2 separate regions of the Homo sapiens genome follow, and region 2 is linked to region 1. Evidence: read pairs that join two places in POLR2A ChIA-PET (ENCODE). Cell type or tissue: GM12878. All regions are shown on one strand. Links, peaks and the distances in the headings refer to the core of each region. The heading gives the core; the rest is flanking DNA. Region 1 overlaps UPF1 (UPF1 RNA helicase and ATPase). Region 2 overlaps PBX4 (PBX homeobox 4).

Region 1 (5,375 bases), core at 91-5,090:
TGGTTCAGATAACACTCCTTTTCTTGTTTATGAAATGAAACTGATATTTATCAAAGCCCTTGAGATCCTGGGATGAAAAGCGCTGACACAGTATTGCCAAGTGTCCTTAAGATACAGGGACAGTTTTCGAGCATCTGACCTTTTCCTGGGCCCTTCTCTGCTGCCACTTCTCCTGCTCCCAGGACAGTGAAGGTAATTTCAGAAGTCCTTTGCATAATAGCTGGTGTTACAAGCCTTTTGGTCTGCCTGGTTGGAATATTTCCTCTTGACTGTAGCTTCTGCCCTGGATCCTCCAAACGGGAACTAGAGTGAAACTCTTAAGAGTTGGAAATACTGCTCAGTATTAAGAAGGAACAAACTATTGATACCTGCAACAACATGGATGTGTCTCATAATAATTACTTTTTTGTATGTGTCATTCATCATATGATTTAATTCATAAAAAAATTCTAGAAATTGCCAGCTAGCCTGCAGCAATAGAAAGCAGACCAGTGGTGGCTGGACAGAAAGGTGGGAAAGGGGAGGCAGGTGACAAAGGGCACAGGAAACTTGGGGGTAATGGACGTTTTTATTATCGTGATTGTAGTGATAGTTTTATGGGTGTTTAAGTACATTGATGTATGTCAGTTTCTAAAATGGCACACTAAACATTTGCAGCTTATGGTATGTCAGTTATGCCTCAATGAAACTGGAAAGAAAAGTCAGGGAGATACCACTATCCACCCATTTTTTTTTTTTTTTTTTTTTGGAGACGGAGTCTCGCTCTGTTGCCTAGGCTGGAGTGCAGTGGCACAATCTTGGCTCACTGCAACCTCCACCTCCTGGGTTCAAGCGATTCTCCTGCCCTAGCCTCTCGAGTAGCTGGGACTACAGGTGTGTGCTACCATGCCCGGCTAATTTTTTGTATTTTTATAGAGGCAGGGTTTCACCATGTTAGTCAGGATGGTCTTGATCTCCTGACCTCGTGTTCCGCCCTCCTCTACCTCCTAAAGTGCTGGGATTACAGCCGTGAGCCACTGCGCCCAGCCTGCCATACTTTTTTTAAAAGGCTGAAAGTGCTACTTGGGTTTTTTGTTTTTGTTTTAAGGCAAAGTCTCATTCTGTCACCCAGGCTGTAGTGCAGTGGCGTTATCATGGGTCACTGCAGCCTCGACCTCCTGGGCTCAAGCGATCCTTCCACCTCAGCCTCCCAAGTAGCTGGGACTACAGGTGTGTGCCACCACGTCTGGCTGATTTTTCTTTTTTTGTAGAGATGGGGTTTTGCCATGTTACCCAGGCTGGTCTTGAACTCCTGGGCTCAAGAGATCCTCTCACCTCAGGCCTCCCAAGTGTTGGAATTACAGAGTGAGCCATTGAGCCTGGCAAAAGTGCTGCCTGGAACTCTCATGCCATACACCTACCTGTGACCTAGCAGAGATGAAGGTGTGTGTACGCAGGGCTGCGCCAAATGCTGACAGCATCTCTTCATGAGAACCCCAAACCGGAAGCAGCCCCAGTGGCCATCAGCAGATGAATGGGTAAACAAAGCAGTGTGTACATCCAGTGGGAAAAATGTGTGCCTATTGGTTTGAGTTGCTTTTCTTAGCTCACCTGAAAGTATGAGGTCTGTGGGTAGGTACAGACCTTTTAGGCAGCAACACGCATGTTTTTGTGCAGGTGCTCTGGGTGACCTTGTAGATAGATGCTGCTTGGTACTGGTCCCACTTTGTTCCTTCATCCTCAGGTCAGGTCTGCACTGCCTGTTCCGTCTCCACTCCTGGTAGCCTGTGGGAGTCACAGCTGAATAGTCATCTCGTACTGGGATTTTACTCTGAGTGCATGAGTTGTTTCCCTAGGAAAAACATGCTGTCTTTCTGGATCGTAAGGGACAACTAGCTAAAGCTCCTAGCCGACCTGTCGTCCAGCCCTCACTCTCCTCCTGCCAGACTTCTCTGTATTGCCTCCACTTCTCTGAGTGTGTAAACCTGGGCTCACTTTTCCTTTTGAAGTGGTAAAATACTCAGGATAGAAAGTTGCTACTTTGTCTTCAAAGCCATTGTCCTGACCTATCCTTGACTGTCCAGGTGAACACACCATCTTCTGCTGAGCCCTGAGATTATGACCAAGGCGGGGTGAGTTCCATACAGTCTTGGGTTCCGAAAAGTGGTGAGTTTAAAATCTGCACATGTAGCTGGGCACGATGGCCCATGCCTGTAATCCCAGTACTTTGGGAGGCTGAGGCAGGCAGATCATTTGAGCTCAGGAGTTTGAGACCAGCCTGGGCAAAATGTCCATGATCGCACCACTGCACTCCAGCCTGGGTGACAGAGTGAGACCTTGTCTTAATAAAAAGAAGAAAATCCAGGCCGGGCTTGGTGGCTCACGCCTGTAATCTCAGCACTTTGAGAGGCAGAGGCAGGTGAATCACCGGAGGTCAGGAGTTCCAGACCAGCTTGACCAACATGGAGAAATCCTGTCTCTACTAAAAATACAAAATTAGCTGGGTATAGTGGCACATGCCTGTAATCCCAGTTACTTGGGAGGCTGAGGCAGGAGAATCGCTTGAACCCGGGAGGTGGAGGTTGCGGTGAGCTGAGATTGTGCCATTGCACTCCAGCCTGGGCAACAAGAGCAAAACTCCATCTTAAAAAAAAAAAATGCTCATGACTTCATTTTGGCTTTTTGAATCCTCTGGTAGCCCAGGTGTGGTTTTAGGGTGCCAGAACATTGGAGATAAGATGCCGTTTACCTGGAGGAGTGTTGGCAAGTGTTTGGTCAGCACTTACCCCTTAGTAGACTTACTGAGTGTGTTTTCAAATTGTTAGGAGTTTCCCAGTGATTATGTGAAAGTGACCTGAGCTGACACTTTACAGTTAGTGGTGAATACACGAAACAATTTCTATTTTTATCACAATTAATTACCCGGATTCAGGATGACGGGGTGGGGGATTATGACTAATACTATACCAGGACTAACTAAAAAAAGAGTTCCCTCTCAGCCTAGCTACCACCACCACAAAAGCTTACCACCATCAGCTACCACCACATTTCTCTCATTGCTTGATTGAAGTCTGATGACCTACCAGGGAACCCCCTTCTTTTCTTTTTAGACGGAGTCTCGCACTGTCGCCCAGGCTGGAGTGCAGTGGCGCGATCTTGGCTCACTACAACCTCTGCCTCCCGGGTTTAAGTGATTTTCCTGCCTCAGCCTCCCGAGTAGCTGGGATTACAGGTGCGCACCACCATGCCCAACTAATTTTTTTGTATTTTTAGTAGAGACGGGGTTTCACCATGTTGGCCAGGCTGGTCTGGAGCTCCTGACCTCAGGTGATCTGCCCACCTTGGCCTTCCAAGGTGCTGAGATTACAGGCATGAGCCACCACACCTGGCCCCTTTAAGTATAGAACTTAGTGCTGTTTTAGTAAATTTACGGAATTGGGCAGCCACCACAGCAGTGCCTTGCTGTCTCTGATTTCTCTTTCGCTCCTTTCCGCTCCCTCCCCACCACCCCTTGTCAGACCCTGTGCTCATGCCCAAGGTCACCCGTTAGGGAGGTGTGTCCACCGCCTCAGACTGAGCCCTGCCCTGGGGAGGTCAGAAACATGGCCAAGCCCTGGCCCCATGCTCCCCCGCCTTTAAGCCCCGTGTCTGTTAACTTTTGCACCCTCTGCGAGCTGCTGGGCAACCTCTTCAGCCTGGCCCTGGACTTCAGCCATCCCCTGCTGTTTTCTTACTTCCTGGCCTTGCTGTGCTTGTGGGACTGAGGGCAGTGAGGCCAGCAGAGGGAGAGTGAAGCCTTTGACCCCCGCGGTTGCACTGTTAGAAGACAGCACATGCCGCCTGGCCAGGGTGCTGTGAGGGCCCCAGGAGTAGGAGTGGGCTCCCCTGCTAAGGGAAAGCCTGTGGGAATGGCGCCTCTGGAGTTGTTCAGAAGCTGTACCTGCCAGGCAGAGGGGTGGGCACAGCACTTTGCCTAGAAGGAGGGAGGGTGGATGTGGGGCCAGTGGGGCCAGGGCAGGGGCTGGGCTGTGTCCTGGAGCCTTTAGGAGCTGCTGGGGTGCCTTGACCAAGGCTGGGAGGAGGGCTCTGAGATGGCAGTGGCGGGGGTTAGGGGAGGGGCTGTGGTGTTGGAGGTTGGGCATTGTGGCCCAGGTTGGACCCCGAATGGATGGAGGGGCCACAGGGCAGTGGAGACGGAGGACACCGGGATCAGGGCTGTGTGTGTACATGTGTGTATGCATGAGTAAGTGTGTAAGTGTGTGTGCCTGTGGGAACTGCCAGGGTACCGGCTGCCCCCTCCCAGTCCTCACAGGGAGCCACAGACTTAAAAAGCAGCTCCAGCTCCTGCCTGTGGTCTCATCAGGGTCCATAATTCCCCAGGCTGAGCCGGGGCTCTCTCCGCTGGGGAGGCACCGTCCTGAGGGCCTTGTGAGAGGGAGAGGCCTCCCCAGAGCGGCTGCAAGGAAGCTAAAGGGCACATGCTGGGCAGCAGCTCACAACTGAGGGGCAGTTTGTGCTTGTCATGGTGGTGAGAGTGCTTTCATGGTGGTCGGGATAGTCTAGCTTGGCAGAGAAGGGCCGTGACACCCAGCTGTGCTCTGTGGCATTCAGGGCCGAGGGGCCTGGCTGGAGGGGCTGGTGGGAGGAGTGGGTCCGGGCCCTGGCACCAGTGCTGTTCGGGGCTCCGGAGGGTTCATGGCCTTGAGCTCTCCTTGCTGGAGCACATACCTATGAGAGCAAAGTTCTGCTTTCTCTGATACATGGAGGGCTGCTGGGTCCTGGAGTCTGGTGGCTGGCAGCAGGTCCTTGTGCCTTTTTCTGTGTTGGTCGAATAGCAGCTTAAGAGCCGGGTAACCCAGCCGGGCTTCTCAGGTCCCGTGGGCCTTTGCCAGGATGGTGTCTAGATGTGTAAAGGTGGCTCGTTGGGCTCTAGAGAGCCCTTGTGACAGTGAGCATGGCATCTTCCTGAAGCATCAGCTCCTTGCAGAGCGAGTGCAGGCTCCTGGCGGCCCTGGGAGAGGGGGTTGCAGATCCCAGGCAGAGGTGTTTGGTCAGAGCTGCGCTGCCTGCACCGTCCTCACCTCTTTTTCAGTACGGGGATCCATGCGCATAGCTTGCAGCCCTGCTGCATCCTCCGTGTAGAAACGTCTACGATGAATTCTCTAACATACAAGAGCTGGTGAGCCCTGTGCCTCCGTCTCCCTGATGAGACAGTTGTGAAGGTTTTCTTCTCCCTGTTTTCTTTTTTTTTCTTCACTGGTGTGTGTTTTTAAAGCAAGTCTTTTGTGTCCTTTCACCTTTGTGTCTGAGGTGGAGCCCTGTGAATTGGCGATACTCAGCCATTTTGACCTGCAGTATGTAGTATGCATTTCTAGAAGCAGAAAAGGGCGCCTGTC
Region 2 (5,375 bases), core at 88-5,087, 770 kb after region 1:
AAATCCTATAACTCTGTCATCCAAGCGTCCATTATTAAAAGATCCATTATTAAAAGCCACAGCTGAATAATGTATCTGAAAATCAATAACTTCACAACAGAAATCAGATTTGATTAACACCATGAGAGGTTGGGCATGGTGGCTCATGCCTGTAATCCCAGCACTTTGGGAGGCTGAGATGGGGGGATCACTTGAGGTCAGGAGTTTGAGACCAGCCTGGCCAACATGGCAAAATCCTGTCTCTCCTAAAAATGCCAAAAATTTGATGGGCATGGTGGTGTACACCTGTAATCCCAACTACTTGCTGAGGCACAAGAATTACATAAATTCAGGAGGTGGAGGTTGCAGCGAGACAAGATCACATCACTGCACTCCCGTCTGGGCAACAGAGCGAGATTCCATCTCAAAAAAAAAAAAGGAATACAACTGGGGTGCAGAACTAAGATCTTTGTCTCTGAACTTCAAATATAAAATGTTTGTGGGGGATGAGATGACATATGAACTTCCCAAAATCTAACCTGAACATTAGTCTTTCTTTATTTTTAATTTTTATTTTTGAGATGGAGTCTCGCTCTGTCACCCAGGCTGGAGTGCAGTAGCGCGATCTTGGCTTACTGCAACCTCCACCTCCCAGGTTCAAGTGATTCTCCTGCCTCAGCCTCCTGAGTAGCTGGAACTATAGGCGCGTGCCACCACACTCAGCTAATTTTTTATGTTTTTAGTATAGACAGGGTTTCATGGTATTAGCCAGGATGGTCTCGATCTCCTGACCTCATGATCCACTTGCCTCGGCCTCCCAAAGTGCTGGGATCACAGGTGTGAGCCACCATGCCCGGCCATGTTAGTCTTTCTTATAAGGTATACAGTCATTGATCACACGAGATATTCAGCTTAAAATATTAAACATTTTCTTTCCATAGAAGTGGTATTAACATTAATTTAAATGGACTCTGATTATAGCTCATCTTCTGGAAATTTAACTTTTTCTCTTTAAAAAAAATATATTTTAATATAAAAATAGAAGAAACCTGGGGAACATGGTGAAACCCCAGCTCTATAAGAAATACAAAAAACTGTCAGACACAGTGGCTCACGCCTGGAATCCCAGCACTTTGAGAAGCCAAGGCAGGTGGATCACGAGGCCAAAAGATAGAGACCATCCTGGCCAACGTGGTGAAACCCCGTCTCTACTAAAAATACAAAATTCAGCTGGGCATGGTGGCGCGCACCTGTAGTCCCAGCTACTCAGGAGGCTGAGGCAGGAGAATCACTTGAGCCTGGGAGGTGGAGGCTACAGTGAGCTGAGATTGCGCCACAGCACTCCAGCCTGGTGACAGAACAAGACTCTGTCTCAAAATAATAATAATAATAATAATAATAATAATAACAATAATAATAATAATACAAAAAGTAAATTATCTGGGTTTGGTGGCACATGCCTGTAGTCCCAGCTACTAGGGAGGCTGAGGTGGGAGGATCGCTTGAACTCAGGAGATCAAGGCTGCAGTGAGCTGTGATCACACCACTGTACTCCAGCCTGGGCGACAGAGTGAGACCCTGTCTCATAAATAAATAAATAAATAAATAAAACAGAGACGGGTTCTCCCTATGTTGTCCAGACTGGTCTCAAACTCTTGGGCTCAAGTAATCCTCCCACTTTGGCCTCACAAAGTGTTAGGATTACAGGCGTGAGCCTTGTTTCTGGCCTGGAAACTTAATTTTAACAATAAGAGGAAAGAAAATGAAGTTGGCTCTTCTGCTTCTGTAAAGGCTCTAGGATTTTTTTTTTTTTTTTTTTTTTTACCAGTTTTCTCCTTATAAAATATTTTACTTTAGATACAGTAGAAAGCACTTTTTAATGCATACAAAGTAATTTCATAGTTTCTGTGGCTTACTATGAAAAGAAAACAAGTTCCCAAGCTTTGAGCATGTCTTTGAGCTAGCAGTGATCAAGCAGCTGCTGCAAATCAGTGAGGAAAAGGGGACTGACTAGTGAGACCTTCCCCAAGGGGATGAAATCACTTACTTGGCAGACACACCCTAAGGTAACCCCCAGTGAGTCATGTCCTTATATAATCCTTTTTCCTTGAGTTCAGGAAGTACCTGTGACTTGCAATGTGCCAAAGGTGATGGTATCATCTCTGCCATGGTTATGTTGTTATCTAAGACTCCACCTTAGATGACTAGAGAGTCACCCACTGGCACCAGCTGCCATGTCATGACAGCTGGTGGCAGGAACTGCAGGCAGCCTCTAAAGCTGAGAGCAGCCTCAACTGACAGCCAGGAAGAAAGCAGGGACCTTTGTGCTTCAACTGCAGGAAGTGAATTCTTCCATCAACCATGCGACACTGGGAGAGAACCCCATGCTCTGGATAGGAACATAGCCCAGCCAACACCTTGACTGCAGCCCTGTGAGACCCTAAGCAGAGGACCTAGCTAAGCTGTGCCCAGAATCCTGACCCAAGGAAACTGTGAGATAATAAATATCTGCTGTTTTAAGCTGCTAGGCTTGCGGTGATTTCTTATAAAGCAATAGAGAGTTGATAATGAGATAGACTGGAAGCCAGAGAATGGGGACCGTTGGGAGAAAAATGGGGTTGGTGCTGGTATGTCTAACAAGTATATGACACGTTATGGCTGGGTGCCGTGGCTCATGCCCGTAATCCCAGCACTTTGGGAGGCTGAAGCGGGCGGATCACCTGAGGTCAGGAGTTCAAAACCAGCCTGGCCACCAGCCTGGCCATCATGGTGAAACCCCGTCTGTACTAAAAATACAAAAATTAGCCAGGCATGGTGGCACATGCTTGTAATTCCAGCTACCTGGGAGGCTGAGGCATGACAATCACTTGAAACCAGGAGGTGAAGGTTGCAGTGAGCCAAGATCGCGCCACTGAACTCCAGGCTGGGTGACACAGCAAGACTCTGTCTCAAAACAAACAAACAAACAAAAAACACAAGTATATGACATATTCTACCAAATCCACATATCTGAATTTTTTTGTTTGTTTTTGAGACAGAGTCTTGCTCTGTTGCCCAGGCTGGAATGCAGTGGCATGATCTCAGCTCACTGCAACCTCTGTCTCCTAGGTTCAAGCGATTCTTGTGCCTCAGCCTCCCAAGTAGCTGGGATTACAGGTATACGCCACCACTCCTGGCTAATTTTTATATTTTTAGTAAAGGCGGGGTTTCATCACGTTGGCCAGACTGGTCTAGAACTCCTGACTTCAAGTGATCCACCCACCTCGGCCTCCCAAAGTGCTGGGATTATAGGCGTCAGCCACTGCGCCTGGCCACATATCTGAGTTTTTTAAAATGCTAATGTTTATGAGAAAAATTCGAAAAAAAGGAAGAACAGTAAATCTTTTAAATTGACTTCCAAGGAGTCTTCTAACCTAAACAAAAACAAAAAAAGCCCAAAACCAAAATTCTGAATATCATTTTTAAACCAATATTCAAAATCTATAGCAAAACAATTGAGAGTCATATAGAAAATGCCAGAAAGTGAAAGCATAGAGCTTTATCCCCCTTCAACCTCATTTATTCAATATTTATGGGACAAACATTTATTGTGGAAGTACCATATGCTGGTCCTTGTATAAGGGCTAAGGAACATGAAAATGAATAAAAACATAATCCACATTCTGGTATCTACCAACAGTATGTTTTAGCTGATAATTTTAGCTATAATTTACTTTCCCAAATTATAGAACAATCTGTTTTCCTCATCAAGGTATCATTTTAAATTACTTGGGAATTTCATTTAAAGATATATTCAGAGATTTCAGTCCCTATGGAATAGAATACTACTTGAAAAAGTCTTCCTGAAAGCAACAATGATTCTAACACCTTAACCAAGGATAGATCGATTATCCTTGATTATTCTCAGTTCTAGAAGGATTATTTTAGCTGACAAAAGCAGTCAGCAATATTATACATCTCCTGGAGACAAACCTAGGTACAAACAAAAATTTAGAACTTATGTTCCCTGCTCTTAAGAAGTAAAACTGCAGGCCGGGCGCGGTGGCTCACGCCTGTAATCCCAGCACTTTGGGAAGCCGAGGCGGGCAGATCACTTGAGGTCAGGAGATTGAGGCCAGCCTGACCAATATGGTGAAACCTCGTCTCTACCAAAAATGCAAAAATGAGCCAGGCTGTGGTGACCAGCGCCTGTAATCCCAGCTACTCAGGAGGCTATGACAGGAGAATCGCTTGAGCCTGGGAGGCGGAGGTTGTGGTGAGCCAAGATCGTGCCACTGCACTCCAGTCTAGGCAAGTGAGACCCTGTCTCAAAAAAAAAAAAAAGGAAAGAAAACTGAACTCCCACCTGGGCAACAGAGTGAGACTCCGTCTCAAAAACAAAACAAAACAAAACAGAACAAAACAAACCAGGACAAATACCTTAGAAAGGTCAGAATACTTTGCAAAGTACTTACACTGTACAAGTCTGGAACAAACCGCGTGCTCACTCCTTACCTGGCAAGGAGTTCAAGGCCATGCTTGGTCGGACAGCAGCTGAGGCAGGCAGTCACCCCCGAGTCTCCCTTCCAAGGTCACGCCCACCACTCATGCCCGATGGGACCACAATGCATGCCTTCATGCTCCACGCCTGCCTTGCATGCATGCTTGCACCAAGCCTACAATGCCGCATCCACTTTCTTTGCCTAGGCAAAGCCTCAAGTCCAGATCTTGGCCATCTCCTCAAGGCTCCTTGTCCCCCGCCTGACTTCACCTAGACTCCAGAGTCATGCACTCTGATTGCCCATGCTCTACAAGCTCTAGTCTTGCTGAAGGGCTAACTCCTCATTGCCCTCTCTGGTCCCCGTGTCACCGCACTCTCCAATGTCTGCCTCTCCAAATAATGAATCTCCTTTCAGAACTCACTGCTGCATTCCCAAGCCCAGCACCAGACCTGGCACAAAATACATGTTTATTGAGTAGATGACATTTAATTTGCGAGAATGTACTTTTAAAAGTGTCCTGTAAAGCCCGAGCCTGACTGTCTGATCTCCCACGGCACCCAATCAGCTGGGCTCCTCTGAGCAGGAAGCGATGTCAGATTTAAGTGAGTTTTGTAGGATCCCTGGGAAAAGCAGAGACAGGTGGCAGGCAGTACAGCCTCAGAGTTCAATAGAGCATGCCCAAATCTCCATCCAACTACCCTCCAGTTATCTGGCCACTTGATTCCTTATCTAGAAACACAGTGAAGAGCCAGGCGCAGTAGCTCACACCTGTAATCCCAGCACTTTGGGAGGCTGAGGCGGGTGGATCACCTGAGGTCAGGAGTTGGAGACCAGCCTGACCAACATGGAGAAACCCCGTCTCTACTAAAAATACAAAATTAGCCAGGCGTGGTGGTGCATGCCTGTAATCCCAGC

What was found. Peaks named below come from ENCODE experiments on the same cell type or tissue, not always from the same donor. Only the 100,000 strongest peaks of a DNase experiment are listed, where the experiment ranks them.
Region 2: POLR2A ChIA-PET joins it to region 1 with 5 read pairs; 1 of 35 experiments calls an interaction of 5 or more read pairs at or near these places.

Annotation. Positions count from the first base shown.
Region 1 is chr19:18,836,024-18,841,398 of GRCh38, forward strand. All of the region lies in intron 1 of UPF1 (UPF1 RNA helicase and ATPase), which reads left to right. Among named protein-coding and RNA genes, the nearest start is that of UPF1, 6.8 kb to the left of the region's middle. In GM12878, for the core only: no CTCF peak of the experiment used is centred there; a DNase peak (open chromatin) is centred at 2,948; H3K4me3 peaks cover 1,385 bases; H3K27ac peaks cover 2,490 bases.
Region 2 is chr19:19,604,062-19,609,436 of GRCh38, forward strand. The region is part of intron 1 of PBX4 (PBX homeobox 4); the gene reads right to left. Among named protein-coding and RNA genes, the nearest start is that of PBX4, 12 kb to the right of the region's middle. In GM12878, for the core only: no CTCF peak of the experiment used is centred there; no DNase peak of the experiment used is centred there; H3K27ac peaks cover 482 bases.